Linked DNA regions of Mus musculus: region 2 is linked to region 1. The links are chromatin contacts, found by Hi-C or POLR2A ChIA-PET in ENCODE. All regions are on one chromosome and are shown on one strand. The core of a region is the stretch at or near the end of the contact, and the rest is flanking DNA. Distances in the headings are between cores, read along the strand shown.

Region 1 (2,740 bases), core at 69-2,568:
GTCAGCAGGGTCACTACTTCACAATCAAGGTCATGGTTTAACAGCATTCTGCAGGCTTCTTAAATTAGGCCCATCCTAATTCAGACAGCCTAGTGAGGAAAAAAAAAAAAAAAAAAAAGCAACCAACCAACTAAGCCTCCAAATTCCCTCAGAGGGGAGGGGGTGTGGGTAAAAGAATCTTTTCTGTTAAACCTTCTACCGTATGTGGGGCTGGAGAGATGGCTCAGCCTTTAAGGGCACTTGTTGCTCTTGCAGAACAGCAGAGTTCACTTCCCAGCACCCACACTAGGCTGCTCACAATTTAACCTGTTCCAGCTCCAGGGCATCTGATGCCCTCTTCTGGGTTCTTTGGGCACTTGAACACAGTGTGTGTGTGTGTGTGTGTGTGTGTGTGTGTGCGCGCGCGCGCGCTCATGTGTATGTACACACACTTGCTCAGACAGGCACATATACGTACGTACACATAAGTAAAAATAAATATTATACATTAAGGATGGGGATAAAGCTCAATACATAGAGTATCTTCTTAGCAAATAAAAAACCCTGGGCTCCATATTTAGCATCCCATAAAATAGGCATCGTGGTGCATAGTTATAACCCCAGTCCTGGAGAGGAGGAAGGTAGAAAGATCAGAAATTCAGCCGGGCAGTGGTGGTGCATGCCTTTAATCCCAGCACTTGGGAGGCAGAGGCAGGCGGATTTCTGAGCTCGAGGCCAGCCTGGTCTACAGAGTGGGTTCCAGGATAGCCGGGGCTACACAGAGAAAACCTGTCTCAAAAAAACAACAACAAAACAAACAAACAAACAAAGATCAGAAATTCAAGGCTGTCCTTAGGTGTATCACAAGTTTGAGGCTAACCTGAGCTGTATGAGACCCTGTCTTAAAGCAATAACAACAACAAAATGCCTCATGTAGTAGAATTAAGCAGGCAGAAAAGAAATGGGGGGGAGGAAAAGTAGCAGAGGACTGCTTGAGGAGCATCACCTCATGGGTACCCAGCTTTTCCAAGTCTCAGAGGACCAGGCTTGCTGCTCTCCCGACTTAGCAACCAAGCAACCAGTCTGACCTATCACAAAAACAGCCTGGAAAAAAAAAATCGCAGATGCAAAAACTGAGTTTTCAACTCGGGCATGTGACCTGGTGCTAGGATTCAGAACTATGACCTCATTGAGATCAGGCACAACAGGCTGCAAGCCTGAGAAAGGAGGAGAGAGAGGCCTTCTCGCTTCCCCTGGGCTAGTAAGCAAGAACAAAACATGATTTGTTCCGGAAGGAAGTCGTGACTAAAAAAACAGCTTGCTATCTGGGCAAAGTCCCTTTGCAGCCTCTGCTGGCCACCCATCCCCCTCAAGTCCCTTTTAGCTGGAGACCCCCCTGCTGATGGCGCTTAAGAGGCCAGAAGGGGCCCATAATGAGAGGCCACACACGCAAAACAAGAGATTCCCACTGCCATAACAAGGATCAGAATGGTCAAAACCATAAGCGCCCACCACAGCTCAGCGGGCGTAGGCGTGGAATTTAGTGGCCAGCGTGGGTTGAAAGTCATAATAGAGTCTAATGTTATATAATGTATTTGAACTATGAAGACTTTTTAAATTACATTTATTTATTTATTTTGTATTCGTGTGTAACAGTGTGACTGTGGAGGTCAGAGAACAACTGTGGGGATCAGTTCTCTCCTTCCACCATGTGCGTCCTGGGAATTGAACTCAGGTAATTAGGCTTGGTAGCAAGTACCTTTATCCACTGATCTATCTTACCAGTCCCTGAAGCCGCTTGAAAAGAAATAGATTTATTTTATTTGTAATTATGTGAATGTGTGTGGGTATGTGTACATGGGCGCTAGTGCCCACAGAGACCAGATAGATGAAGATGTTGGATCCCTGTTGTTGGAGTTGGTTGTGGCTGCTGGGAACAGAACCCCAGTCCTGTGGAAGAGCAGTACTGACTCCAACCCACTGAGCCATCTTTCTAGCCGAGGGTTTGTTTTTTTAATTTATATTTTTGGTGTTGGTGTTGGTTTTTCATCCTGTTTTATTTTTTTCCAGGAGCTCACTATATAGACCAGGCTGGCCTTGAGGTTCCACTGACTTCTGACTCCCAAGTGCTGGGATTAAAGGCGGTGCCACAGCATCCTGCTTGGCCTGAGCGCTTTCTCTCTCTCTCTCTCTCTCTCTCTCTCTCTCCCTCTCTCTCTCTCTCTCTCTCTCTCTCTCTCCCTCTCTCTCTCCTTCTCTCTCTCTCTCTCTGTCTCCCTCCCTCTCTCTTTTTTTAAGATTTATTTTTACAAGTACACTGTCGCTGTCTTCAGACCCACCAGAAGAGGACATCAGATCCCATTACAGATGGTTGTGAGCCACCATGTGGTTGCTGGGAATTGAACTCAGGACCTCTGGAAGAACAGTCTCTTAACCACTGAACCATCTCTCTAGACCTGGCCTGAGCTTGTAAAATTTATGTTTATTTAACTAAGTAGCCTTAATAACTACAAAGGGCTTGCCACCCTTGCTTCTGGATATTTTAGGGTACAAGCCTAGGCCCTGGCAGCCCCCTGTGGTCACCTACATGTCCTCACTTTACCAATTAAAGAGACAAGAAATATCAAAGTATAGGGAAAGAGGTTTATCCATGTGACCATACTGAGAAAGGAACAAATAAAGAGTTTCAGGTCCCACCCACCCAGCAAGTTCACCTCACTGGCACTGACGGTTTTAAATGGAAGGCATGAGATATATGCAT
Region 2 (2,700 bases), core at 18-2,517, 75 kb before region 1:
TTCTGCCATATGCAGATTACTCACTTCATTTATTAAGGCTGTCTTTTCTCTGTTAAATGTATATGGTTTTCACCTCTTCTCCAAAGTCAAAACTTTGGTAATGAGGCTGGAGAGATGGGCCAGTGGTTAAGAGCACTTACAGAGGACCTTACAGAGGACCTGGGCTGAGTTTCCAGCACCCACATGGCAGCTTACTACTGCTTTTAACTTCAGTTCCAAATAATTCCATGCACTCTTCTTCCTTCCCCTGGCACGTGGTGCACATACATACATACATGCAAACACTCATACACATAAAATAAAAATTGAATTAAAAACACCTAGCACAACCTTACCGCCTGCATAGTTAACATATATACGGCTAGTGCGCAATCTTTGTTGAATATTCATTATTCAATAAAGCAATAAATATAAACAAACACTGAGCATTTTGTGCTAAATGTCAAGCCCTGTCCTTCAAGTGTCCTGTGCATTAATTTATTTTGCCTTGATAAAAACCCCAAGAAGGAAAGTTTAAATGTGTAGGAACTAAGGGCCCAGACGCTGTAAATAACCATCGAAGGCCCCATAACCAATATATAATCTACCATGGCTCAAGTCTTCTCCAATGGGACTTACAACCACCCCCTTATTATGGCACGATAACAATCCGTGAAATCCTAGGAGGTAACCAAATCGCCACCGCATACTCGCACAAAGACACCTACAGGTTACATTCTGCACCATAAGCTAAGGTGCCCGCTCGGAATGACAGCTTATACCCAGGGAAGTAGGGGGCCAGAGCGTAGACTCTGGGGTTCCGAGCATCCGCAAGACCATGGTGGCCACGCGCAGCCACCAAGCCTCCACTGTCCGCGCGGTGCTTTTCTGTCTGGCAGAGCAGGCCTGGCGAGATGCAACGCGTTCCGGGGCAACTGGGCGGGTCCCGAGCGGCCCCCGATGCGTCCGGACCCCAGCCCCGCCGCCCCACCGCCCTTCTCCTCCAAGGCCTCCCGGCCTGGCCACCCTGCCCCGCCCGCCGCGCGCTTCTATGGCAACGGCCGCGCCCCCGAGCAGGGCCGACACGATGAGCCGAAGCCCCCGTGGCCGACTGTCCATCCTCACCGGCATGGTGGCCGCGTCCGGTGCTCCGCCAACGTCCCCACTCCGGATGCAGCCCAACAACACCGGGTTTGGGGGCGAGGCTGGCCACAGGCGACCGCAACACCTTAGCGCTCCAGAGACTGCGGCTCACACAGCTACAGAGGGCAGTGCGCAGGCGCACTCTGAGCTCGCCCCGCCCAATCTCGGGTGTCCTGGGCTCTTGAAGTACGCATGCGCAAGGCCTTTCCGCGTCCATCTCCATGGACGCTAGACTGGGGCAACGCCTGCGGGGTGCTGCCATCGCTCTGCTCTGTAAAGCTGGTTCATGTTGAGGCCACCAGGACATCTGACCCGCTCAGACTGCCAGGAGCTTCCGGCGCTGGCAGTGTCCCAAATATTGAAAACAACAGTGGACAATAGCGTACCAGATTCTGATGACTCCTTATTTTATGAGGAATATCAGGGGTTGGGTTCTGTTTATCTCTACTATCTGTCTGCACCAAAAGTTTGAATGAACAGGACCCTGATCCAGCCATATGAGGAGAGAGCGGAGACCAAGGAGACCAACAGGCCAGGAAGGTAAAGGGGGAAAAAAAGTGAAAATGACCAGCAGAGTCAAAATGGATGGATTATATAGGGAAGGACCCCAGAAGGGCAGCTCAGCACCTGGGCCGGAAGGTTCACGGGGTGGACTATGCCAGCCAACCCTGTAACAGGTAGGGACTGAGGGATGCTGGGAGCATCCAGGTCTGCTTTAATATGTGAAAAAGGCACCTCAACCATTTGTTGGGAGTTTGAGACCTAACTCAAAGGAGAAGCTCCGTCTAAATAGCCATTTGCCCAACAGAACTGCTTAGGGTTTCTCAGTTATGGGAGAGTTTGTTTTGTTTTTGGTTTGTCTTGGGGGGGGGGGTTTCTCACTGGATAGACCAGGATGACCTTGAGCTCACAGAGATCTTTTGACTCACGAGTGCTGGCATTAAAGGCATCTTCATCACACCCGGAAGTTATAGGAGAGTTTAAGTTGCAAGTAATTATAAAGTGTGTTCTGTGTTAACATTCAAAATGTTCATCTTGGGTCTGAAGAACTGGCTCAGCAGTTAAGAATGCATACTGATCTTGCAAAGGGCTGGAGTTAGGGTCCCAGCACTCAGGTCAGGCATTCACAACTGCAGCTCTAGGGGAATCCCATGCCCTCTTTTGGTCTCTGTGGGAACTGTACTCACATGCATATATCCACTCATAGAGACACACATATACTTAATTGTAAAAAAGTCTTCTTTTGCTGGGCAGTGGTGGCGCACCCCTTTAATCCCAGCACTTGGGAGGCAGAGGCAGGCGGATTTCTGAGTTTAAGGGCAGCCTGGTTGACAGAGTGAGTTCCAGGACAGCCATGGTTACACAGAGAAGCCCTGTCTCAAAAAAAAAGAAAAAAAAAGTCTTCTTTCAAAACTTCCTCTTCAATACATCACAGTTAGTCTTGACTATTAGAAACATGTTTTGTATTACTTCTCAAAGATGCTGAGTAGGAGAAGGTAAAATACCCATTTCTTATGGTCATGTAGACCACCATTGCACAGCTGTTGCTAATAAATGACAACCCCCTATCCTTTCATT

Evidence for each region. A loop is a pair of places that touch in the nucleus more often than their neighbours do. ChIA-PET counts read pairs that join two places held with the same protein, here RNA polymerase II (POLR2A).
Region 2: a loop to region 1 is called in a map of left cerebral cortex, with 2.2 times the contacts of the local background. The contact joins the promoter of Kif3a here to the enhancer-like site in region 1. A Hi-C loop is called at or near these places in 1 of 37 maps with a recorded cell type or tissue (left cerebral cortex). POLR2A ChIA-PET finds 5 or more read pairs at or near these places in 1 of 5 experiments (embryonic stem cell).

Annotation. Positions count from the first base shown.
Region 1 is chr11:53,490,668-53,493,407 of GRCm38, reverse strand. No RefSeq gene overlaps it. Among named protein-coding and RNA genes, the nearest start is that of Gm19835, 4.4 kb to the right of the region's middle. Within about 2 kb of position 1,318, at least 3 of the 3 ENCODE cell types and tissues checked have a DNase peak (open chromatin) inside an H3K27ac peak, as active enhancers do; they include left cerebral cortex, where a contact is called at or near this core.
Region 2 is chr11:53,565,936-53,568,635 of GRCm38, reverse strand. Kif3a (kinesin family member 3A) reads right to left here and starts at 1,267. Exons shown (of 18, transcript NM_008443.4): 1 at 1,105-1,267. The coding sequence starts at 1,110. It overlaps A430108G06Rik (RIKEN cDNA A430108G06 gene), which reads left to right and starts at 1,323. Exons shown (of 2, transcript NR_168001.1): 1 at 1,323-1,799.